4 separate regions of the Homo sapiens genome follow, and all the other regions are linked to region 1. The links are chromatin contacts, found by Hi-C or POLR2A ChIA-PET in ENCODE. All regions are on one chromosome and are shown on one strand. Each heading gives the region's core, a stretch centred on a gene start or an enhancer-like site at or near the end of the contact. The rest is flanking DNA. Distances are from core to core; before and after follow the strand shown. Region 1 holds the start of RAB12 (RAB12, member RAS oncogene family). Region 2 holds the start of ZBTB14 (zinc finger and BTB domain containing 14). Region 3 holds the start of CHMP1B (charged multivesicular body protein 1B). Region 4 holds the start of LINC00526 (long intergenic non-protein coding RNA 526).

The links. Hi-C counts contacts between places; a loop is a spot of excess contacts on that map. ChIA-PET counts read pairs that join two places held with the same protein, here RNA polymerase II (POLR2A). Pooled maps may share reads with other maps.
Region 2: a map of CD4-positive, alpha-beta T cell shows a loop between it and region 1 (11-fold over the local background). The contact joins the promoter of ZBTB14 here to the promoter of RAB12 in region 1. A Hi-C loop is called at or near these places in 4 of 168 maps with a recorded cell type or tissue (CD4-positive, alpha-beta T cell, ascending aorta and naive thymus-derived CD4-positive, alpha-beta T cell), 6 of 37 single-sample maps with no recorded cell type and 22 of 50 pooled maps. POLR2A ChIA-PET finds 5 or more read pairs at or near these places in 2 of 52 experiments (CD4-positive, alpha-beta memory T cell and MCF 10A).
Region 3: a map of naive thymus-derived CD4-positive, alpha-beta T cell shows a loop between it and region 1 (18-fold over the local background). The contact joins the promoter of CHMP1B here to the promoter of RAB12 in region 1. A Hi-C loop is called at or near these places in 1 of 168 maps with a recorded cell type or tissue (naive thymus-derived CD4-positive, alpha-beta T cell), 1 of 37 single-sample maps with no recorded cell type and 11 of 50 pooled maps.
Region 4: a loop to region 1 is called in a map of naive thymus-derived CD4-positive, alpha-beta T cell, with 6 times the contacts of the local background. The contact joins the promoter of LINC00526 here to the promoter of RAB12 in region 1. A Hi-C loop is called at or near these places in 1 of 168 maps with a recorded cell type or tissue (naive thymus-derived CD4-positive, alpha-beta T cell), 1 of 37 single-sample maps with no recorded cell type and 12 of 50 pooled maps.

What each region holds. Positions count from the first base shown.
Region 1 is chr18:8,607,737-8,613,891 of GRCh38, reverse strand. RAB12 (RAB12, member RAS oncogene family) reads right to left here and starts at 4,455. Exons shown (of 6, transcript NM_001025300.3): 1 at 3,939-4,455. The coding sequence starts at 4,452. RefSeq lists an enhancer at 3,168-3,217 and silencers at 3,668-3,967, 4,398-4,627.
Region 2 is chr18:5,291,865-5,298,698 of GRCh38, reverse strand. It overlaps ZBTB14 (zinc finger and BTB domain containing 14), which reads left to right and starts at 2,973. Exons shown (of 4, transcript NM_001243702.2): 1 at 2,973-3,047; 2 at 4,698-4,727; 3 at 5,372-5,455; 4 at 6,495-6,834. The coding sequence starts at 5,453. RefSeq lists enhancers at 1,765-1,924, 1,642-2,327, 3,016-3,702, 3,703-4,390 and silencers at 2,135-2,554, 2,635-3,574.
Region 3 is chr18:11,848,086-11,854,237 of GRCh38, reverse strand. CHMP1B (charged multivesicular body protein 1B) reads right to left here and starts at 2,825. Exons shown (of 1, transcript NM_020412.5): 1 at 1-2,825. The coding sequence starts at 2,726. The coding sequence ends at 2,127. The region is part of intron 5 of GNAL (G protein subunit alpha L); the gene reads right to left. RefSeq lists a silencer at 2,114-2,408 and enhancers at 2,415-2,464, 2,733-2,972.
Region 4 is chr18:5,235,777-5,242,147 of GRCh38, reverse strand. LINC00526 (long intergenic non-protein coding RNA 526) reads left to right here and starts at 4,119. Exons shown (of 1, transcript NR_026849.1): 1 at 4,119-5,424. It overlaps LINC00667 (long intergenic non-protein coding RNA 667), which reads right to left and starts at 4,048. Exons shown (of 3, transcript NR_015389.1): 1 at 3,099-4,048; 2 at 336-449. It also overlaps the pseudogene LOC100422274. RefSeq lists an enhancer at 3,533-3,712 and a silencer at 3,933-4,102.

The DNA of each region.
Region 1 (6,155 bases), core at 3,206-5,705:
GTGCTCACCATATAGCAGTGACCACTACTACTACTACTACTACTACTACTACTACTACTACTTCTATTTATAGGCACAGACAACTACATTACTTATCCAAAGTCACAAACTAGTTAGTGGCAGAGCCTGGAGCAAGAACCCACATTTCTTATTCTTACTCTAGTGTTTTTTCCAGCATGCAATGCTGTTGGAGCAAGGGCGGGGGTAGGTTTTTAAAAGGTAAAACCATTTCAACCTAAACAAAATTAACAGCTAGCTTCCAACAGTAACATAGAAATAAAACAAAGATTGACAGATATGTAATTTTATGGAGTTGTTTTTTGAAATATACTTTTAAAAAAGCACATTTACCTGTTTATGCTAAAACTAATGAGAGTCAAACAGAAGGAACCAAGATCAAGAATTCGGCATTGCTAGATAGAAATGGTTTCTACAGCTTCACTCAGGAAGCAATAATGTCAACTTGCAAAAGCACACACAGATTCATGGTGGATAAGTATGCTTGTGATACAGGCACTGCTATGAGGAAAATAGTGGACCAGGCATGTTAGTTGTAAATTTCTTTAGTCAATTACTTTTTTCTGTTTCTCAAACTTTAAAAAGCTGCTCCTGTACTTTTTAAAAGAACTTGTAAATTATAATCAGACTAATTAAATTCCATGAAAACAAAATCCCATTTGAAAATATGAGACAATTCCATTAGACAATTTCCATTAAACAGACCAATCAGTAAATACAACCTCTGTTTTTCATACCCTTGTGAATTTTGTAAATCTTTTAAACCAGTTTCTGATTTGATTAACAATACAAAAAACAACATTTTGCTCATTTATAATTTTACATAATAGTTCATCATCTCAAATCCCTAAGGACTTCCACTACGGATCTTTTATAGAAAGTTCAAGTGAATCCCATTTACTTTAAAAGGGCACTTACTGGTCAGGAGCAGTGGCTTACGCCTGTAATCTGAGCACTTTGGGAGGCCAAGTGCTTGAGACTAGGAGTTTGAGACCAGCCTGGACAACATAGCAAGACTTTGTCTCTACTAAAAATCAAAAAAGGGCTTGGTGGTGTGCACCTGCAGTCCCAGCTACTCAGGAGGCTGCGGCAGGAAGATTGTGTGAGCCTGGCAGGTCGAGGCTGCAGTGAGCCATGATCGTACCACTGCACTCCAGCCTGGGTGACAGAGCAAGACTCTGTCTCAAAAATAAATAAATAAATAAAAATAAAAAGGCTCTTAATGGAAACACTCTCCTAGCCTAGGAATTAGACAATACTACCACTCTAGTGACCCATCTTGGTCCAGGCACACTCAGGGACTCTTCCCTGGGCCATGCTGTGAGGCTCACGGTCTTTCCCAGACGGCTGTCGCGAGCAGCCCTGACAGGGTAGGGAGAAACTCCTACTGTGGAAGAGACTCTTGCTCTATATGGAATTCACTGCACTACATGAAGATGAAACTAGAAAAACCAGCCTGGGAAGAACCCCGGGAGCTAACTGCTCAAATGGTAAGCGTTCAGGTAAGGCAACCACAATTCTACACCACACCCAGTACCATATTTAATTTGCATTTTTCTAAAGGAACTAGAGGAACAAACTTATCTTCAAACATTCCAATGACGAGGAAGCCTTCTCTGACCAGGCCTCATCACTAGCCTCGACTGGAGGCGCTTTCACTGTGCTCCCAAATACCCATACACATCTGTCACTGCCCTGACAAGCGGTCACGCAGCTCCCAGAAGCTCCGATCCACTTCTGGACAGAGTCGATGTCCTGTTTACCACTGAATCCCCACTGGGTAGCATAACACCCAACACACAGTAGGTGCTCAACAAACGATCTGATGAGTGGAGGGGAAAAGCAACTCTGAAGCAGAAACTGAAGTGGAGCTGGCTGGCGTTCTCACAGTGTCTTCCCGCTCTGCAGCAGGCCAGGGGCCATGATCATTCTCTGAACATCCCACAGTTAGAAGCACGCACTGAGTACTAAAGTACTCCAGTACTCTAAGTATTATAGGCTACATGTGAAGCAAACAAAAATGAGCAAGACAGAAATTCAACCACACTCAGAGTAGGGAGTATGTGCTCGGGTAAGTGCATGTTTGTTAAGGGACACAGAAACAAACTGCTTGGTCTCCTTGCCTCCTGGTTTCTTCCTTATTCCCAAGCATCCTCCGCAGCTCTTCCTTATTCCCAAACATCCTATGCAACTCTGCCAAACTGTTTTCGTGCCAATGCCTTACTAAGGAGTCTTTTGGTTCCAGGTGCCCATAGGATCGGGTCCATTCTCCTTAGCATGGCGGTCAAGGTCTCGCAGCATCCATTCCCAAGTCCCCTAAGGAACCCTCCCCAGAGGTGGGGGGCTGCTCCACTGCTGCCAGGCTTAGAAAATCCTTCTTCCTCTCTCCTCTTCTGCATTCTAAAGCACACCTTTGCTCATCCATCTCACCCTCCATCCACTCAAGCCCTCAGTTACCCACCTATGGGTACCTGATTTCTCTTCATCACACAGTGCAACTCTATTATCTCTCATTTTTATATACTGAAGTACGGAGCCATAAAATATTGACAATTCTAAACGGAATTTAACCCTACTTTATTTATGTCAGGTACTAAAATAACAGCCTAACCCTCATTTGATGGTTTAACAACTCCCTGTACTCTGCATGATCCAAGACTGGATATTTGAAACAGGTATAGTTATGCTACTCATTTTAATATAATGTCTCCAACGACAACATTTTAAAAACATATGGTACAGACATCACAAATATTTCCAAAATGATCTATTCCAAAAAAGCATTAAGGGAAGTAAGTTCTTGAAAACAAACCAAGAAAGACAGTACAAAAATTGGAGGTTTCACTTTCCAATAAGACACTTTAAATGTAGTACTGTTTTGTTACATGACAATTTCAAATCAAGTCATCTCAAAATCGTACTGACAGCCTTGGAACTACCACTGGTTATAACACTATTAATAAATAGAATTACATGAAATTATGCTTTTAATTCTATCAAATCTCCTGACTACTCAGTTTCTTGGACCGCCCCTGGGGAAATCTCTCACTTCCTATCACGGAAGTGACTGCCCTTTATTTTAAAGAACGGGGTTCTCCTAGTTTGGACATCTTTTAAGGGGTTTTCCATAGAAACAACTGCTACCCACATCCAACTGAGAAATCTCAATGTCAAGTCCTCTAAGCATGACTTAATTAAAAAAATTTCCCCTGCAGTTTCCATTTCAGATCCACGGCTGTTTTCCTCCTTGACCCTGGAGCGTTCCTGTACTTACTTCACTCCTGTCCCTCACCGAAAACAGCGGTACTGGAGGAATCAACCCCATGCCCGCCAGTCACCGGGTTGTTTGAGGTCATGGATAAATACAGCTGAAGCTCCTCTGCCCCGTACGTACGGCTAGCACGAGAAACTTACTGTAGTTTTAGTTTTAACATTCTCCATAGGTGACTTTAAACTTCATTTCTTGAAAATGGGTTCAAAATAAGAAAACTGCCCTGGTTGCGCAGGGATCACACCCGCAGCAGACGGCGCGCGCTGGCCTTGGCGGGCCGGGCGAGAGCGGCCTTAGGCGTTCACTCCCCTGCCTGCCTGCGCTCCACTCGAACCCAGCTTTTTCTTGGGCGAGTATGCTAAGGGCCGAAGTTTCCGTGGAGAGCCGCCCCCACAGGCCCCGGGGGCTGCCAGGACCTCTGAGGCAGGGCCGGGGGCCAAGGGCAGGTCTGCCCGGAGGCGGCACGAAAACCTCTGCCAGGCTTTGGGATTGGGATGCAGGGCGCTCCAAGGAGACCCCCGCCCCTAGTTTCACCGAGAGGCCCATCCCCGAAAGACTCCCAGGCTCGATGAGACTCGAAGCCCACGGGGCGAAGGGCACCTGCCCGGGCGCCAGGAGGCCCGGCCCAGGGTCGCCGTGGCGCCCTTACCCACGGTGGACTTGCAGGCCTCGCAGAAGGTGTCGTCGGTGAAGCGCTCCATCAGGCTGGTCTTGCCCACGCCGCGGGAGCCGATAATGATGACCTGCAACTTGAAGTCGGCCGGCCTGGGGGGCTGCTTCCTCCGGCGGCCCTGGCCGCCCGACAGCGCCGGGGAGCCCGCGCCCAGACCGCCGCCGCCCCCGGCCCGCCTCTGCAGCGCGGCGCCCGGATCCATACACGCATGCGGCTCCCGCTCGGCCCGCCGCCCGCCGCCGCCCGCCCCCCGGCTGCGCGCCCCGGGCCCCGGCGCCCCCTCGGCCTCCGCCGCGCGCGGGGGGTCGGCCCCGGGCTCGGCTTCCGCCCGCTGGAGCGGCCCCGGCGGCCCGTGGGCTCCGCGCTGCAACTGCGCCGCCGGCCGGCTCTCTGCGCCCGGGTCCCCTCCTCCTCCTCCTCCGCCGCTGCCGCCGCCGCCGCCGGGAGAGGAGGAAGGGAAGCAGCTACTCCGCAGTAGCGGCAGCAGCATCCCGGACGAGGAGGGGCAGGAAGCGCAGGCGCGGGCGGGGCGGCTGGCCGCGAGGGGCCGGAGGCGGGCGGGTGGGCGCCCCCTGCCGGCGGGAGGACCGCGCGCCCGGGCCTCGGTTGGGTACTGCGCGCGGAGCTTTCCCGCAACCCGCGCCGCTCTTTCCCTGCCTCTGCTCGCCTGCCCGCCCCCGCTTCCCTCCCTCTTCCGCCGGCTCTTTCATCTTTTCTTCCTCTTATCTCTTCCCTTTTCCCCCTTTTCACTCCTCCCTACTCGGCTTTCACTCTGACCCGCATTTATAGTTAACACAAGAAACTTAGTGTGGTTTTAGTCTTAAAATTCTCCGTAGGCAATTTTGAACTTCAGCATTCCGGTGCATCATGAAAATGGGTTCAAAATAAGAAAAAGAACCCTGGTTGACAGTGAAAACACTCCCATGCGCACAGTCCCCAAACACCATGCACATGTTTTCGCCCCCGCGCGCTCGGTGTAGCTGGAACGCTGGAAAGGCCCCGACCTGAGGCCGCGCCGCCGGGCCGCCTGCGCTGCGTTCGCGTCTACACCAGCGCTCTCTCACAAACACCAGCGGGTGCAAGCCCCCGCACCCTCTACCGGGCCGTGGCACTGCTCGGTCTCTCTCCGTCACGTCTGTCTCCCATTTTGCACGGAAACGCGCGAAATCAGTTATTTTTAACTCTGATCGCTGTCTCACTCAGAGTTCAGAAGTTTTTATGCTGTTTAATTTTTAAATTAAGTAAATGGCATACTCCTTTGGGGGAATAAGCGAGTTAAAACTCAAACAGTGCGAGAAGATTGAAACTTTAGGAATTATGGACTCGGGTCGTATGTTTTGCCATTTCTGTTTGGAAGGATTTAAGGATACAGAAAATCACTGCTGATTCCTTGCCAGAGATTTGTTTAGCAAATTCCTCAGCTTGAACTTGAGCATCTCAGAACACAGGGTTCTGAATATGATAGGGGCTGGCAACATTTGCCGAATGATCACGTTACCCACAAAATTTCAGCTGTGCTGTATTTAGAACTAGGTTTAGTAATGCACAGTACACGCATATGTTACACAGCAAACCTGATTTGTAAAAATCTAGCGTTGCCCACAGTGTAGATTGGAAGTTTACATCTATGAGAGCATTCTTAACTGTGCAGTCACTGTAGGGATCTTTATAATATGAATTCTGAGAATATGTAAAATATGATCCCTCTATATTATTTGAAACACAGATCCATCACTTACCATCACGGAATTTACTTTCTTTCTTTCCTTCTTTCTTTCTTTTTCTTTCATTTTGTTTTGTTTTGATTTTGAGACAGCCTTGCTCTGTTGCGCAGGCTGGAGTGCAGTGGTGCGATCACAGCTCACGGCAGCCTGGAACTCCTGGGCCCAAGTGATTTTCCTTGCTTAGCCTCCTGAGCCGCTGAGACCACAGGCACGTGCCACCACGCCTGGCTAATTTAAAAATTTTTTGTACAGTTGGGGTTTTGGTTTGTTAACCAGGCTAGTCAACAGTGTGAGACCCTGAACTGGCCTCAAGTGATCCTCCCACCTCAGCCTTCCAAAGTGCTGTGATTACAGGCATGAGCCACTGTGCTCCGCCGCAGAACATTTCTTAGCTGTGGGTTTCTCTTCTGTTCTATGAGAATGAGAGTAGTGGCCCCTCCTTTCCTCTAGCATTGTTAGGAAAAAAGCA
Region 2 (6,834 bases), core at 1,724-4,223, 3.3 Mb after region 1:
CTCTACTCAGACCCGGCCCACTCTCATCTGCTGGTATCCTGCTGTTTCAAAACCAGCCAGAGGGCCCAAGGTCAACATGAGGGAGAAATCAACCTCCCCCGCCTGTGAGACATAATGTTTCCAAACGGTCCCTTACTGGGCTGCTCTGTAACCACATCAGACCCTGGCACCCGGGACTGCACACTGCGGGCCCCATGGCCTGGGCCTCACAATTCTTAGAAACAGGTTCCACTCAGGAGGCCATGGGTGTCCCAAGTGAGGAACAACGTGCTCCAAATGTCACCCATCAGAGTTGTCGGAAAAGGAGGAAAACTTTGTCAAGGACCTTGGGTCAGTGCATTTCAGGAAAGCCCTGCCCCCGCGTTGACGCCACAGTGTACTTTTACAAAGCCCCTTAGTATCAAATTCAAGGTTGTCACTTACTGTCCGCTGATGTTTATTGAAAGCCTCTTGGGTGCTGGGAAGTGCACTTTTGGGTGGCGACACAGGCGAGAAGCCAGGCTTGGGTCAGGCCTTTCCTTTGTGGTTTCCCATCCCTCCACCTTCCCACAGAGTTGTCCCTTTAATTTAGACTCATCCCCACAACCCCTGTGAACCAGCAAGGGACAGCCAGGCAGAGCCCAGGTGACATGAACATAAAACAAATGAGACAAGAGGATTCATTGATACAAAACCAGGATGTCAGGAACCGTCACTTGAGAAATGCATTCTAGTGCTTTAGAACTCTTGTGAATTATGTTATCGGGTTAGTGGAAACGTGGGAAGTCTTTTCCTAGCCATATGCGAAAAGATTGTCTTTACACAGTAGGCAGACCAAAAATACACGCAGAATGAGTGGGAAACCCCATATGTGGTATGGGAGAAGGGGGAGCGCCAGCAGCAGATGCGCCATGACTTGAGTACTGGCCGTGTCCACACATTGTGCTAACTGCAGTGGCTGCTTTACTGCTTGGTGACGCAACCCTATGACAGAGTACTATTATTATCCCCCTATAAACACACAGCATCCACAGGATTGAAATGCAACTTCAAGAGCTACGCAAACAAGAATAAAGCGAGTACACGGTATCATGTCTGATGAGTGTGAACTTTCGTGGCAGAAGACTTGGTTCTGGTTCTGTCCAGGCCACTGGAACCCACTATCTGTGGGTGCAGGTGATTTTCCATCATGGAGCTAATACCTTAGCTGGGCATTATTTCACTTAATCCTTACAAGTGCCTTATTAGGTGCTTTCCATAGCTCTCCTTCAGCTGAGGTTTAGAGAAGTTAAACAATTTACCCAATATGTGAACTGGATATGTCTGACTCTACAACCGGTCTCTTCCATCCTATTTCCTCCATATAAGCCGTAACTTGGGTGCTTTTGTGAACATCAAAAAAGATGCGTATAAAGTCGCCTTGGGGAACGTTAAACCAAAGTCAATTAACATTACAAAATCAACTGAGGCCATATAGAACTTCCTTTAGAAAATTAACACATCCAATCATCATATTATTTCCCAAATGTTTACTTAGGTGCCTGTTGCAAGCACTATCTTATGTCATCTTCAATAAGCCCAAGAGGAAGCTTCTGCTCTAATCTTTAGATATTAAATTACGCGTTTCGGGGAAACTTCGCGTGTGAGGTAAAGCAACATGAGCGACTCTAAGGCGGCGCGGCATTGCTGTCCGGCCTCCTGCATCTCGGTGAGCAGAAAACGCGGGAGCGGGAGGGACTTCCCAGCTCCCGACGCCAGACACAGGCACAGCCGCCGCGTCAGAGGGAAGGCGACGTGGTTCAACAGCAACGGAGCCATTACTGGCGCTGAGCAGGGATGTTAAGGACAGAGCCAAGTTATCAGAGCTCTCCGAATCGAGTCCAGGGTCTGGACTGCCACAGACGGGTCGCCGCCTCCAGCCCCTGGACTTTTCCTTGGAGTGTCCGGGCGCGGACCTACTAGCTCCGAAGCCCTATGGGTGATCCCTTTCTGCTGGGCAACTGGGGTTGCGCTTTACACTACAAATCGAAGACGTCGCTTTTTCCATTTGTTCTGCAAGTGTTTATTGTGCACCGTCCACTCCCCCACAAACTCAATGTGCCGGCGGCAAGAGGCAAGACCGCAGACCCGTGGGCGCGCCTCCCGGTGTCGGCCGGTGTGCGCGGAGGGCGAAAGTGGCCGGGGCGCCCGCTCCGAGACGCGGCAGAGCCCCGCAGCCTCAGCGCCCGGCCTGCGCGCGCCCGGGGGAGGCTCTGGCCCACGCACATGCACACGCACGGGAGCGCTGGCTCCCGCGTCCCCGGCGCTGCGCCGGCGCCGGGCGCGGGCGGAAGCCCACGAACCAGGGCGGGAGGGAGCTTGAGGCGGGGCGGGTGTCCGCGAGCAGCGCTCGTGCTTAAGTTCCCTGGCTCCCGAAGCCCCGCCCTTGCCCCGCCCACTCCTTCTCCCGCGCGCGGGCTCCGCGCGCCCCAAGCCGCGCGCGTGCGCGCGCGTGCGCAGGCCAGGGCCCTCCGGGGGCGGCCCCGTAGTCTCCAACGAAAGCGTCGGCAAGGGCCCGGATTAACCCTTTCTTTGCTCGCCCACTTAGAGACCCGGTCGGGTTCCGTGCCTGCGCAAGCCGGCGGCGCGCCTTCCCCCCAGCCCGCACCGCGCATGCACGGGAAGGGGGGGGCGGTGGGGGTGTTCACGGCCGGCTAGACATTCTGTGCTCGTGCAGGAGGAGGGCTGCTACCATCAGGGACGTGCACGATTTCCCCCACCCCGCCCCCTCCCCAAACTCCAAAAAAAAATCCAAAACACACTGCCACCCACCGTGCCCCCGCGCCCCGAGCCCCTCCGGTCCCGGCCTGCGTTTGCTAGCGAGCGCGGGGAACCCACGGCAGTGTCTGTGCCTGTGCCAGGCTGCAGGTAAGCGCGGGCCAGGGTGCGGAAGGGGCTGGGGCCGTCCGCAAGGCGGGCGCGGGGGCGGCCGGCGGCTGGCGGGGCGGCCCGGAAGACGCGCGTTCTCGCCGAGCTCTGGGGCACCAGCCAGCTCCAGGATGTGCGGCGGCCGCCAGCGGCGCGGCGCGGTGCGAGCGGGGACGGGCGTGGGCCAGGGTTGGGCGTGGGGCCGGGGCGCCCCGGGGGCCGCGCGGGCCGGCGAGCGGGCTCGGGGAGCGGCCAGGCGGCGGCGGCCCCGCGCGCGCGCTCGCAGAGCCTCGGCGGCCGAGTTCATGGCCGCCCCCGCTCGCACCGCCGCAGTGCACCGCGGTGGGGGTGGGGACGGCCCGAACCCAGCGCGGAGCGCGGCCCGCCGGGCGCCGCCCCTCCGAGCCGCGGGCCCCGCCGCGCCGCCTACAGCCGCCGGCGGAGGAGGGGGCCGGGACCCAGCGCACGCACTCCCGGGTGCGCCCGCGGAGCTTGGGTTAGCCGGCCGCGCGCCGCCCCCGCCCCCGGCCGCGGGAGGGCGGGGGAGGGCCCGGCGCGAGCTGGCCGGGGAGTGCGCGGGGCGCGAGCTCCGGGCTCGCGGGCGGAGCGGGGCGCGGCGCGGCGCGGGGCTGCGGAGCCGGCCGCACGCCCGCTCCCGCTCGTCGCGCCGCCGGGGCCGCCGCGGGCCGCAGTCCCTCCCTGCGCGCTCCGAGCCGCGGTCCCAAGCCTGCGCTCGACGTCTGATTATGAAAGGGAAAGTGGCCCTTTCACCACCTGGCTCCCAGGCTGGGAGCTTTTGTCTGGGAAGGAGTGCAAACGGCCTCCTCCACTCCCCACCTCCCAGGCCCAAAGAAATTGAGAGGGAGGACTCGATACGCCTTGAGGGCTTCTTGGGTCTGCGCTTGGCTCCCTGCTTCCTCCCGACTCCGAAGTTGCAAGCTTGCAACAAGGAAGTCGTGCAGCCGCCATTGTCGGGCTGCCCGGGGCAGGGGAGGCGGCTGCAGCTGCTTATGTAAGTTTTTGGCTTTGCGGGAAGCCCGGCTCCCTGCACTGTAACGCGGCTTAGCGCGCCCGCAGTTTGGAGAGCAATTAGGAAGGGGCAGCCTTATTATGAAGGTGGTGTTGGGGCTACGTCTTTTCCTACACCTGCCTACACAGATGCTGGCAACAGCTGTCTTCCAGTTTTGACTCACCTGAACTGAGCAATTGGACATCTCAATGGCAAGGGGGGCGGGGCGGGGAGGAGGCGGCTTTGGACACACATGGTCTCTCTTCCAGGTCTCATACATCTTGAGAGAGAGAGGGGAGAGGGGCGAGTGGCCAAGTACACACTAGCCAAAACAACAACAACACATTGATATGTTGTCATAGCTAGTCTAAGGCCACTCCTCTCTCTGGTCCCATGCACTTTTATCCCACAAGCCCTAGGACGAGTTAGTGACAACAGTAGTAAGTGTCACAGTGTAAGGTTTTTGCTGGGCTGCCTAGCCTCTGGATGATTACAGGCCTGGGTGCTTCTAGGGAATAGAGAGGCAGAAACACGTAGAATGATCAAGTCAGAATCATCTTTTGGAAATGTTGCCTAACCTCAAACTTCAGATGAGACATCCCGCTTCTACGCTGGGTAGCTCGGTGTGTTCACTTTTCTTTAGAAGGAGCTTATTATGGGTTTCAAGGTGTTGGTCTCCAGGTTGGAGTCTTGTTCCATGGTTTTTGTGTAAGACTGTTACAGCCCAGTCCTTTGCTCCTACCACACCAAACAACTTATCTGTGTGGTCACTGTTCAGTAGAGGAAACTTTTTGTTTTTCAGGATATGGGTCTGCAGGATGGAGTTCTTCCGGTAAGAGTTAAAACTCACAAAAAAGCTGAAATTCTTTCACCCTTATTGTAGGGATAGAGGTAAAAACACCTGGATTTATCAAATACAATCTTAAAAACAAACGTGTATGCTATTAATACATCACACAGGTGCAGAAAGAAAAAGCAATCATTGTTCCCTCTCCTCCCATGTTACCTGTTGGGTTTATGTACTTCTATAGCTTTATTTGTAAGGTATATACTTCTATAGGTTTGTATGAGCCGAGAGAAAAATGTAGAGGGCTAACATACCCAGCGGGAAATGGGATAGGTGTAGGGGGCACGGTGCACTTGTTTTTTTCTATATCTGTGTAGCCATCAATCTCTGTACAAATATGGACATGAGCTTAGTGTGTGAGGAGAAATCCCTTAATGGTTCTCCAACCCCTCCTTCCAGTTCCTAGGGCACAGCCCCTTTATGCCCGAGTGCTACAGCCCTTATCTGTTCTAGTCCATATCTGTTCAGAACTGCACTTGATGTACCAGCTACCTACCTGCCACTCTCCCCAACCTGAAAATGCACAAAAGAGGGAACAAGAAAGTTTATTTTTAAAAAATCAATTCTTGGTTTAGGATTTGGGATACAGGAAGATCCTACCTCATTCTTGTTTATCCTTTCCTCTGTAGGTCTGGCGTGCTCCTGATCAGAGTTACTCTGATCTGAAGATTTTGGCGTTCAAGGCATTAAGATAATAGCCTGAGTTGTTCATGGTAACTATAACTTTGGATATTAAATCTTGATGAAAATGACTTGGCATTTGCTTTAAAATATATATACCAATTCTGATTGTGCATGAACACTTCTATTTGTCTGGGGGAAAATATTAGCCGAATAAAAGTAAAACAATGTTTTTAAAAAGGAAACATAGAGAATGCTTTAAGATGACCAGTTTTTTAACATGATGACAGAGATCTTTCATGCCAGTTCCAAATTTTTGCTTATAAAATACTCTCAGCACTTATCAAGTACTTACATCTGGTGTTGATGGCACTTTTATCTGGATGCAGGTAGATTGGCATCTAGAGAGAACAAAGCCACTTCCCAAATGTCATCTCATTCTCTTAAGGTCAGATTAAACCTTGACCTTCATTTAGAAGTGGCCCAAAAGTGCTGTGGAAAATCTAGAACACAACACTCAATGGGATATTTTGGCAGTAATGTTCCTCTCTAGTTCTGCAATAGTAATTTGTTCCTTCTGTCAAGGAGGTATAACATAATTATTTTGCTGAATCCTCCATAGAGTAGATGGAATAAGAGTAGGTGCAACAGAGAGGACTAGAGGATTGTTCCCTTGAACCTGTTTCTTAAAACTTGAGTTTGAGTTATTTGATTATCTCTAGTCAGGAAGCACTGGTTTTGCAGCCAGATTGTCTGCATTTAAGTCCCAGCTCTTCACTAAATAGCTATAGAATATTGGGCAGATTTCTAACTTTGTCTCTAAAATAAGGATAGTGATACGTACTCATGAGGTTACCTGAATATTAAATTAATTAAAACATGTAAAGCACATAGAACAATGCCTGGGATATAACTAGGCAAATACTTAGTAAATTGAAGATGAACAGGAGTAACAATATGGAGATCCTTGAGTTGGGATCAGTCTTTTCTACCCATATTCAAAGACCACTCTTAACATTGACTTTCTGAAATTGTTAGGTTCCATAGATTGACCAGGAAATGAAAATGTGACTGTGTTCTCTATATGGAAAAGTACTATTTATAATTACTAAACTTTTTTTTTTTTTGTAGGAGTTTTTCATCAGTATGTCTGAAACCATTAAATATAATGACGATGATCATAAAACTCTGTTTCTGAAAACACTAAATGAACAACGCCTGGAAGGAGAATTTTGTGATATTGCTATTGTGGTTGAGGATGTGAAATTCAGAGCACACAGATGTGTTCTTGCTGCCTGCAGCACTTACTTTAAAAAGCTTTTCAAGAAGCTTGAGGTTGATAGTTCTTCGGTCATAGAAATAGATTTTCTTCGTTCTGATATATTTGAAGAGGTCCTGAACTACATGTACACAGCAAAGATTTCCGTGAAAAAAGAAGATGTTAACTTAATGATGTCATCGGGTCAGATTC
Region 3 (6,152 bases), core at 1,576-4,075, 3.2 Mb before region 1:
TTAATTTTGTTGGGAATATGTGCATTATAAAAGGGTCTTTAGTTTACCAAAGGGTTCAACACTAAGCTATTTTTAAAGTTGTAATTATTTTTTCCAATCTAAAGAGGGGTTAAGGCCAGGTGCAGTGGCTCATGCCTGTAATCCCAGCACTTTGGGAGGCTGAGGTGGGCGGATCACCTGAGGTCAGGAGTTCAAGACCAGCCTGGCCAACATAGTGAAACCCTGTCTCTACTAAAAATACAAAAAAACTAGCTGGGCATGGTGGTGCACACCTGTAATTCCAGCTACTCGGCAGGCTGAGGCAGGAGAATCACTTGAACCCGGGAGGTGGAGGTTGCAGTGAGCAGAGATCGCGCCACAGCACTCCAGCCTGGGCAACAGAGCGAGACTCTGTCTCAAAAATAAAATAAAAGAGGGGTTAAGACTCATGCTGTCTTCACACATGGCCCTGCACAACCATGTGGAGGACAGGAGGGATATTCTTGAGAGATGCTGGGCAGACAACTAACAAGTGTCCCTTAAAGCACACTTCTGAACAATGTCCAGTCAAATATAAAATAACTTAAATATGAGGGTCACTCCTCATCTGCACGCACCTGTTACACTTTTTTTTTCCTTACTCATTTACACTGGGAAACATGTTATAATAGTGAATAGTTGGTTATGAATCTTTCAAAGAACTTGGAAGGGCCCCTATAATTATTTTCTGAAACAATGGAATTCTCTTATGGAAAAATCTTCCAGTGAAGGAAAGGGTAAGTTAAAAAAAACTTGAATTAACTTAGGTTAGCATGCTTGCCAAGGCAAAAGCAAGTTGCTTTTCTCCATGTTTCGAGGCTATGAGAAAGCGGTGGATACATGCTTTACTTTTCAGCCAGAAAATACGCACTGCCATTCCTGAGAAGATGGCAGGCAGCACAGCTGGGCTCTAGCCTTAAAGACTCAAGCTTTCTCCTTCCTTCCAGTCCTACCTCTTTACTTCTCAGATTTCCAGCTGGCTGGATGTATACATAAATGACTTGCATGGCTAAGTAAAACATTCCAGCTTATATTTTCAAGGATTTCCAAGAGTTCTTGCTTTTGGACAAATTAATAAATGCAAATTAGAACTTAAAACGCAGTTCTAATTTTATTTCTATTTTTGGTTGTTAAAATCAAAACAAAACCTACACACACACAGTCCTAGGGTTTTCTCAAACGAAATCAACAGTTCTTTGGCAATGTTAAGAGTGTGTAACATGACTGCCATGCTAATTAGCATAATTTATAAGACTTCTAATAGTGTTGAAACAGGAAAATAACTATAAACTTGTTAGAGAAGTTCGTTTGAAAGACACTGTCAAATGTCACACTAAGTCTTTTTAAAAACTCAATTTAGTAAGTAGAAAATATAAATGAACAAATTTAATTTTTCCAGATAATAAAGGAAGTTATTCGGCATTTTTCCCAGTTACGCAAAGACAATTATCACGTGAAAAATTTATAGAATGTAAGCAGTAAGAGAGTATTATGCAAAAATATCCTAAGGTAATTTCAGTATAAATTATAGGACCACATTTATTAATAATATACGTTATGAGAACAATCATTTGCAGTCTCACTGTGAAGGCAAAAAAAAAAAAAACAAAAACCAAAACCCAAAGGATAAACAGAAATAGCACAGTCCACCGAATACACTGCATGGTGTTTATAACTGTATAACCAAACTAAGTAATCTTTCCCCTCTCTTTAACTTTTATGCACCACCTGCCATTCTAGATACTATCAATCACACTAAATAATAATAAAAACCAACCACCTTCAATCTGATCATTCTGGGCAGGAAACTGAATACAGTTTTGACCAGATCTTCGAGAAAGATTCATATACACGAAATTAACTAGTTCTGTTAAAAGGCTGCTATAAAAATACCATCATTACGAGCTATACAGAACTTTAGAATCCAGCTAAGAGTGCAGAAATACTGAATTTCTTAATTTATGTGGAGGGGGCTGTAAACCCAAAGGTAGAAGGGCATTTCAGCATTCTGGCGTGTTCAGAGTTTCTAGGGTATAGTATCTCTCTAACACACAGAGAGCATTTCAAAGGGTGGCTATGGCCAGGAAACCTCAGAGCGGGTTCTGCCGTCACACTTGATCCCGAAGGCGGGCCAGTCTCTGAGACAGTTCATCCTGCTCCGCCGAAGCCACGCTCGTGCCCACGGAGCCGGTCTGGCCCTGCGGCAGCTCCATGTTGAGGTCGAGGCCCGCCTCATCTGCCATTTCCTGGAGCAGCATATCCACTTGGTTCTGGGGAGTGGTGAGCGTCGTCGTGCTGCTCATCGTGTCTTCCATTTGCTGCGTCTGGACGTCCAGAGTCTCAAACTGGTGCTCGAATTTGTCCATCAAAGCAGAAATCTTCTCCAGATTCATGGTCTTCAATGTCGCATCCATCGACTTAACCACACCAGCCATCGACTTGGTCACCTTGCCCATCGTCACCGCCGTCTGGACCCTGGCAGCCACTGCATCGACTCGCGCACTCATTCTCAAGAAATTCACCGCCTGGTTCTTCTGGCGGATGGCATTTTCGGCGTGTATCCTCGCAACTTCCATGTTGCCCTTCTGAATGGCCTTTTTAATTTTGGCCTTTTCGGCCTTTTCCTCCTTATCGCATTTTTTGGCACTCCTACTCAGTTCTTTGGCCGCGAACTTCAGGTTGAACAGGTGTTTCTCCATGTTAGACATAGTCGGACGGCTCCTTTGGGTCGGCGGCCCGGCTGAGAAGCGCGCCGAAGGCAGAGAAGGTAAGGTAAGTCCGCTCCCGGCCGCCGCTCCTTTGTTTTGGTCCCACTTCCTGTTTCTACTGTGAGCGGCGCAGGTGGTGACGTCAGAGCCCAGCGCCAAAGGCGGAGCCTGCGGGACGGAAGGCGCCGGGGTGGGGCCTGTGGGACGTAAGACGCCAGGGGCTGCGCATGCAGGGGGATTCTGGCTGGACGCTCCGGCGCTGCGGCGGGGAACGCTCGCTTCCTGCGCTGCGTTCTACCCGGTTTTTAAAATTCTAACGCATTAGTCAATTCACAAAAATTAGTGCCCCCACGCACTTTCCTAGTAATAAATCTACCGAAGTAGACAGGATCTGTGGAGACCCGCGTGTAAAATTACCCACGCTCCAAACTTGGCAGGCTTTATAAAGGGTGACTGGCTAGCGGGCTAAAAACCAGCCAAACATCAGCTAGGTCTTCGCACTAACGCTTGCTTTATTAGCATGGGTAATTTCCACTTTCTCAGGGGAACTGGAAACCATGGATACATTAAAAACAAAAACATTAAAACACATTAAAAACAAACGGGTCATTGACGCGTCTCCATCTTTGACTACAATTTGTGCTAGAGTTCTGTAATATCCTTTTATTGCATTGAGTGAAAATAATCTTCAAAACTGTGGCACCACCAAATTTATACTTTGTCTGGAAGTTCAGCTTCTAGGTGAGTTGCCAGCAATTATCCAAAAATCGTCCCGTGGTTTAGTAATAAAAAGACCCATCTTTTGCTGACACCATTCTGTCTTTTTGATGTTTTATAAATATCCAAGGAACTTCACTCACATTTAAGTTTGACAGGCTAAACTGTCATTTTAAATTATGCAGGCAGAGTATGTTGAGATATCAGGACCCACACCCACGGGCATACATCAAAACTGTCACTATGTATTACGCCCTTTAAAAATGCTGGCTTTCAAATGGCAGCAATGTGTGCTGTCACTTTTCTCTTTAGAAAGATTCCTCCGATACAGCAATAACAATGTGAGAAGACCAAATCTGCCCTAATGAGGTAGGCTGAAAATGAACTCTGAGAGCGAATTCTGTTTAGAGATCATTTTAATCTAGCAGCCTGCCACCTCGCTTAGCTTCCTGTGATAGCTTGCCAGTCAGTTTCACAACACAAGACCTTCTGAAGACATAGCTCTGATGTTTTCACTCTCTTGCTCCAAACCCCGGGCATGGAGGCTAAACCTGCTGTGCAGCATGCTGGCTCGTCTTTCGCGCCCCTCCACCTCCGCCAGTCAAAGCAAACCGCAGCATGGAATTTGAGCATTATTTGCGTCATTCGGCCAGCGGGGAGAATGTGACTGACGCCCGGTCCTGTGGCTATGCTGTTCCTGTTGCCTGGATTTTAGTGTCCATGCATCTCTGCCTATTGACACCCTGCCAGTCCTTCAAAAGCCACCTTCACCATGGAGCCTCCCCAGGACTCCTCCTCTGTGTGGCCATACTACAGGGCACATTGCCTGGCAAGGGGTCTGTGTGTATAGGTCACCTGTTACAGTGTGAACTACTTGGATGCAGACACTGATTCCTTCCCCTCTCCATGGAGCCCAGCAGGCGCTCTGCACACAGCAGCCACTGAATCCAGATGGCGTTGCTGAATTTAATTGTATTTCAGAGGGGATAGGATGTTACCCTAGTTAGCAGCTTAGCTATGGTTCCTTTTTGCCCCGCAAAGCAGTAGAACCCTTTTTCCAAATGAAACTTTTCTAGAAATGGAATATAAACAACCAAAAAAAAGGGGAAGAAATCTGTTCAAAGTGGATATAGAGAGCTTAGGCCCCCTACTCTGCTCACCCTCCATTCCACTCTTCCCTTCTTTTAGGTCCTGGTTTTTCTTGGAGTTTGCAAACAAGTTTCTTATCCAGCTTCCATGTCATGCTCCATAGTTTTCTTTTTTCTTTTCTTTCTTTTTTTTTTTTTTTTTTTTGAGATGAAATCTTGCTTTGTCACTCAGGCTGGAGTGCAGTAGTGTGATCTTGGCTCACTGCAGCCTCCCCCTTCTGGGTTCACGCGATTCTCCTGCCTCAGTCTCCCGAGTAGCTGAGATTACAGGCACACGCCAGCACTACCGGCTAATTTTTGTATTTTCAGTACAGCTGGGGTTTCGCCATGTTGGTCAGGCTGGCCTCGAACTCCTGACCTCAGTTGATCTGCCCACCTTGGCATTCCAAAGTGCTGGGATTATAGGCGTGGGCCACCGTGCCCAGCCCATAGTTTTCTTAATGACAAATTCTGACTAGGTGAGATGGTTTGGAATATAATCATGAGAGACTCCGATAGATGATGATGATAATGACAACTAACATTAATAAAGTACTTATGCACCAGACATTGTTCTGGGCACTTTACATAAATTAACTCATTTCAGCTTCGCAAACCCTATGAAGTAGATACTATAAATGTCTCCAGTTCACAGGTAATGAAAAGGAAGCACAGAGAGCTAAGAAACTTGCCTGAACCCACACATTAGGTAAGTGTTAGAAACCGGATTCCATGGATGTATTGGGACCAGTAATAAGGCAATGGGGAATCCAATGAACATGAATTAATAAGAATAAAATAATGATCATCATGTAGCCTAAAGAAAGAAGTTGACTTTCCAGCTGTTTTTTTGAGAAGACAGAGTTGCATTGACTGCAAAGTTAATATGAACTTTATAAAGTGTGGTTGTTGACTGGGCATGGTGGCTCAGGAATGTAATCCTAGCACTTTGGGGGGCTGAGGTGGGTGGATCGCTTGAGGCCAGGGGTTCAAGACCAGCCTGGCCAACATGGGGAAAGCCCGTCTCTACTAAAAATACAAAAATTAGCTGGGTGTGGTGGTGCATGCCTGTAATCCCAGCCACTTGGAAGGCTGAGACAGGAGAATCGCTTGAACTGGAAAGGTGGAGGTTGCAGTGAGCTGAGATCACGCCAGTGCACTACAGCCTGGGTGACAGAGAGAGACTCCTTCTCAAAAAAAAAAAAAGAAAAGAAAAAAAAAGAAAAAGTATGGTTGCTAAAAGAAGTTGCCATCACCTGAAGCTACATTCCTTGGATGATGACACCTCTACTTTCTGTGCTGGAGAGAAGGTATAGGTGGAGTTCCAGAAGCCATCTTCCCAGAGAGACCAGGGCTGACTAGAATTCTGAAGAGAAGGCTGTTCTCCTCCTCTCCCTGACAGTTCCCCAGCCCTGCCCTCTTCTTTCTCTTATCAACACCCCAGCCATTTCCACGGTGTTCAATAGGATCCATAGCTAACTGCTCTCATGTTCACATTTCCACGGAGAGATTTGCTTCTGAGCTCCAAACCCATATGCCCAGCTGTCTCCTTGGTGCTGGGCGCTCTGTGGCCCAAGACTGA
Region 4 (6,371 bases), core at 2,870-5,369, 3.4 Mb after region 1:
ACTATTTTTCTCAATGATTAAATTTCAGTGAGATAGCTCCCAGGTCCTTGAGGAATTCACATTCTTAGGTTGTAAAATTGGCAAAAGCCTAATTTAGTTTTTGGAAAGATTTACAGGCATTTCAAAGAGGCACAGAAAAAGCTTACAATTAAGTTTCCTAAAGTAAATGACCAAAGAAAAGGATGTGGAGGGTAAAAGTCTCTCTCTCTCCTTTGCACCAGGCAGAATTAAATAGTTTTATTTCTAATTTGTACTCACCCTTACACCAACAGTGTGAGCATCGCCTAGGAATTTTTGTTAGAGATGCAAATCCTCAGATCCCAATGCAGACTTACTTGATAAGAAACTCTGGGGATAGGGCCCAGGAATTTGAGATTTTACATAAGCTCCCTAGGTGATGCTGAGAATCATTGTAGAGGATTGTTGATAGCAGGCCATGTGCAAAGGATCTGGGGAAGGCAAAGGATTTAATTTTGTTTAAATTAGTGGTTATCTGAGGTTTGCATAAGTAGTTATCTGGTCTGCTAGTATGTTACCTTCAATTAATTGGCAAGAAATTAGGATATCAAAAATAAAGATATTAGATGAGCCTTAGTTTAGCCAAGACAGTCAAACCTCAATAATTTACACAATAGAGAACAAAAACTAAATGATTATTTTTAAACTGTGCTAATTCGGCTCTCAAGTTCATTCTCTAGTTTACGAAGAGTCACCTGATCAAAATCATTTGAAAATCATTTGATTACTAAATCAAGTAAGCCATAAAAGCTAAACCCAAGTGAAACTAGATAATTGTGCAATTTTCTTAGATGGACTCCTTCTTAAGTTCACCTGGCTCTCTACTGGGGACCAAATCTTATATTTCTCAATTATGTATGCAAACTGGAATCACCTGAAAATACGTTTAAAGACAAAAATTGCAGCAGAGAAGCCAGGGAAGGGGTAGAGTGGATTCTTCCAGCACATGAGTTCACATGACTGCTTCCCCTTCTCAACAGGGGCCAGAGCCTGCCAGGACCTCAAAGAGGAGAGCTTCAGAGGCCCAGCTGACATACTAGGCATAGGGGCCAAAGAGTCTACCTTGAGAAAGGTTTTTATATCTCAAATTTGACCCACTCTTGAATGACAGCTCTAAGAAACTGGCTTCTCAGGAAACTGAGACAAACAGCATCTGTGATGCTACCATGCCTTCCTTAGGAAGTCGGCCTGAAGCAAAGCCGGTGGAATCTGATTTCTAGCGACTCCGGGTGTTCGTGTTCCTGTGATAGGGCCTCCCTTATGTGTCCATTGGCCCCATTGTGGATATACTGCAGTTTAGCCAGAAAGACCTGGATGTGGAGGTTAAAGCCACACAAATGGATAAACTGGAATTAAAAAGCATGAGGAGCTTTCCATGAAAAATGCCTGGAGATGGGGAAAATCATGGATGGGATTGTAACCCAGGTGATGGAGGTGTCTCAGAAACAGAGGAAGCTTGCCAAAGCTGAAATCCAGAAGGTTCTGAAAGAAAAAAAAAATCAAGACCAACTTACTAGACGTGAACTCCACGAAAAAAAAATCTCATCTTTTCAAGGGATTTGAGAAGCAGGAAGCTAGTGAAGCCTACTACAAAAATGAATAATGGCTAAAATTATTATGCTAAGCATTACATATTAGGAAGACCAGAGATACCAAGCATTAAAAGCCCACACATAAAAGAAACCCAATCTAGTAAATGAGGAAATTATGCAGGTCCAGAGGAAGACCTGAGTGGATGACTTGGCTCTTCCAGGTGAGCCTGATAAACAGGTATGGATCCGTTCCCTTGAGAGCATTCAGCAGAAAATAAAAGACTAAAGAAAATGATAAACTGATCAGAATCTGTAATTACCTGTTTTCAGAAGTATAAAAACCTAAAATCACTGACCAGTGACCTTCTGTCCCTCCATGTAACTCCATCTCTACAAGCAAGCCTTGTGTACCTTCTCAAAAAAAAAAGACATCTGTATGAGATATTTTGACTTTCATGTTCTGACTTATAAAATGGTGACGGCGAGCTTTCATTAGAAAATCCGTGTATTCTATCAAATGTATGCTCTTGTGAGGTTTACTGAAAAAAACTTGTTTTTTCCTTTGGTGGTGGTATCCTGTAGGTTTTTTACTATGGAGGAAAAAAAAAAACGCTGCTTTGAAACTGTCAGTAAATACGATCAAGACTCAATTTAAAACGGGACTCAAGCGTAGTTCATATGAGGCCAAGTTAATGGGGAGTTCCTTAGGAACTTTTGTAATACTAACTGGCAATAAAATAACTGCTACAACATGTCTTTATTTCGTCTTTCAAAAACAGTGTTTTCCCCTATCATCTTTAGGTAGATAAACTGTCCACGAAGGAGAGAGTGATCAGTTTATCTTAACATAAAGATTCCTAACTAGGAATTCAAAAAGATACTTCAGTGGGACGATATTGATCATCAGAATGACAAACCCATGAACGTTTTAGGAAAGGCAGTTTCAGATTTTTCTCCTTAGAGGGTTTCAAGAAACCCCTTGATTGAGAGGAGGGCACATATCCTCCTCTTACCTTCTTTGTTCCCAAAAGAGACTCAAAGAATTGTGAACCAAACTTTCATAATATAAAGTCTCTAATTACCTGAGAAAACTGCAGCCCAAAAATCTAAAGTGGCTTACCCAAAGTGAGGAAGTTAATACTATTCCTTTTAGTCCAAGAGAATAATGCCAACTGGATACAGCTCAAAGACTGCACCATTCCCATTATTTTTTGCCATTAGTTACGTTTAATTTTAAATATACCATCTTTGGCAGCAAAAATCAAGCTGGGCTTTCCTTCTCCTTTATAAATTGCATATATTTTTAACATATATTAACACTTTAAAACCGTGGGGTGGAAAGTTTAAAATGCCATAAAATAAGAATCATATATGCATTCTTTACACTGTAAAGCATTTTACCAGACATTAGAATCTGCATTCAGAATTCTTTCTCAGAACGTAAGTGTTCTTGAAGACATATATTTTGTCTTACTAATCTGTTTCTTCCAAGCACTACTGTACTAGGCATACGGTAAAGATATACATTCAAGTTTTAAAAGTAAATACTTTTTCCTGGTAGTGGCCAGGGCCTGCGTTCCTCAGACCAAAAGGCGCAAACTGGCATTGCTGTGATTTCAGAAGAGAAGTGAAATGTATAAAACGAAGTAATTCTGGGGAAGGAAAATGTCACAATTTTTCTTCAGTGTTGTCAGGCACACTAACCCGGGAAGCCGTCTCTGGGCCTGAACTATCCAAATTAGTGTCCGAGGAAGTGTGACAAATGCAGGCCCTTCCAAGTTTGACCCTGATTCTCAAAGGTGGCCAAAAGCCGTCTCTAGAAACGGCGGTGGCAGCGGCGTGATTCTGGGAGGTCCATTCAACTTTTAACAGGTCCTGGGCAGTGACCGGGTTGCTGGGCAGTGCAAAGGCATAGAGATTGGCGAGAACAGGCGGCGATCAAGCTTCCCAGCGAGGGTCAAAGTCCAGCAGCTTGGAACTAGTGAGCCGGGCTTGTAGGAGTGAAGCGGCTCGCGCGGGCCCGGCCGGCAGCCGCTCCCCAGACACCGGGGATCCGGCCCGACTGTTTCCTACCCACGACGGCGAAGACCCGCTACAGCGCGTCCACGAAGCCCCAGTACTGAGCCAGGACGGGGCTCTCCCTCTCGATGTAGGCGACTACGAACTGCTCCGCCAGCCGGTGAGGCAGCTAATTAAGAAAGCCACCTTCAGGATGTCTTTCGAGAATCTAGCCTCGAAGAAAGTCATGTAAGAGAACGCCTGCATCAAAAAGTCGGGAGGCCGGGCGGAGTCGCCGTTAAACGTCCAGGGAAAGCCACCAGGTGGGCCGGCGAACGCTCCCGGGCCAGCAGGTAGGCTTTCTCGCACAGCAGCCCCCGCACCCGGTCCGTAAGCTCGTTGTTCTCCCTGCGCCGGGCATGGTTCTAGGTCAGGAGGTCCTACATCATGACAGCCAACGCGTCCATCCTGCGCCTCCCCGCAGGCCTTGCTCCCCGCTCGGTCCCTCCCGGCCGCGGCGCTGCCGGAAGTGCGTGTCGGCGCGGGGGCGGATCCCGGTGGCGGCGAGGGGCGGACTCCGCGGACAAGGCCAGGCCTAGCCTTGAGCTCCGTCGGGCAGGGCCGCCGGGATTGGTGTCCGGCAGAGCGTGAGCCCAGCGGGCTGGAGTCGGCGAGCGGGAGTGAAAGAAGAAAAGCTAGAGAGCGAAGGCAAAGCCCGAGGAGAGAGGGCCGCGGTCGGCGGAGGAATCTGACTGCACGGTTGCGTGCGCTCACTCCCGGAGGGCTCCCTCAGGCGGGCGGCTCCGCTAGTGGCTAAAGGCAAAGCATTCCGGGGCGCGGCGCATGAAGTTGAGCTTCGTCCCTGCTAGCCGCCGCTTTCTCCCCAAAAATACATCCTAGCCTTAATGTTTATGCCTCCATTGCCCCAGTTCTTATCTGTTTTGCTCAATGTCTCATAGCTACAAGAAGGCAATTTCTGACGAAGCCCTCCGTCCCTTCCAAATGGATTATTTTGGCGGGCTTCCACCCGGACAGTATGCCACCCGAATGACTGGACAAGTGCACGGGAGCGGCTGTCATTTGCGGAGTGCGCCTTGCGATCTAGGCGCCTCACAGCGCAAATTATCCAGTAATTTCTCTGAAATCGATGCTGGTTTGTTTTCCCAAGGCAAATCAGCAGCTTATACAGACATTGGGGCCACAAAGCCGGTGGAACAACGGGAGACGGCTTCCTGAGTGTCAGGTCCTCCAAGATGAGCTTAAACTTCGGGTGGTGGGCAGGCTCGGTAGGCGGGAAAGGCCCGTGTCCAGATGAATGCAGTCCATGTTTATATTGATGAAAGACACGTATACCATTTGGTCCAGCTCAACCATTCTTAACAAGTGCTGGCTGTGAGCACTGGTGTGTGTGTGCCTGCGTGCAACCAGCAATGTAAGTGATGACCAGCTGCATGATGCCTTAATTTGAGTGGACAAAGTCGGTCAAGAACCACTTTCAGGCTTCTGGGTCTCCAAGTCTTTGTCTCCCTGTATCCAAACGAGGCATTCCAAGTTTGACAGCATGGAACATTGCATGTCCGAAATACCAACCGTGAAACTGGGTAAAAAGCTTCAGGAGGTGATATTGATGTGTATAGTTTAGGAAATAAAACCCAATACTTACTTCAAAGAACGTAATTTGTGGCTTTTTAGAGAGAAGGATACTTTGACAGTTTTCATTTGTCGTCTACATGTATATGGTACGTTTCATTCTGCCTTTTAATTAATTTGGTATTTTACTATGAAAACTACTTTGTATTAATAAAATAATGTATTTCCAATGTTATAAGTTGTGTTATAACAGTTTCAAAAGCCAAATAAACAAGATGCATTTTGATATCAATTGTTTAAAACGCGTATTTTGAGGAAGAACAAATTCATACTCAAAAAAGTTATCTTTGGGTGGAGTATTGTGGAAAATTTTTACTTTATACATTTCTAGGTTTCTGAAGTGACTGTATTCATTTTATAATTATAGAAACAAGACGTTAAATCCAGAAAACAAAACTTAAGCTTAACCAACTAGAAACTGTCAACCAACTTCTCACTAGGGACTTCCCAATTTAACCAAATATTTTTATTTGTTTTGTGTCTGCAAACATCTTACAAAAGTTTTCCCTTTTTGCCTCCACAGTGGAGCACTGAACTGCTTGTGGTCTAGTGCTGACTGATTCATGAATCACTGGATGCTCAAATAAACTCTAAATTAAAAAAGACATTAAATGAAAGAAAAAGTTAAGAAAATAGAAATGCTTTCCATTTTTTAACAAATGCTTAAACGGAAGGAAGGATGCATGCAGAGGTTAAGTAAGACTGCGTTTCAGATCTGAGGCTCGATCTGAAGAACATGTAGTATATGCCTATTCCTTTATAGCTAGACGTTATTTTCTTTGCTGAGGGAAAAGGAACATGTCATTATATTCAACTCTTCTAAAAAAGGAAAGCCATCTACCGAGTCAGTATAATTTATGGAATTTATCTGGAGCTAAAGGTAGTATCAAAATGCCATTTAAAGTTGCAAAGCCAAAATGAACTCTTACTTTGTCCTTTATAATTTACATGAAATTTATGAAGCAAATAACGAGACTAGGCAGTCATGCTCAAAACACTCAGGATGTGCCTACCACTGACTAATGATAGCTACATATATTCTTTTGTAGGTATATATTAGAAAATAAAATTTTAAAACAACGTGGCCAGATATATGACAGATCTTCAATAGGTATGCAATGTCTGTTTTTAAGTAATGAAACAAAGCAAACACTCCTGAATCTATGGCCCATA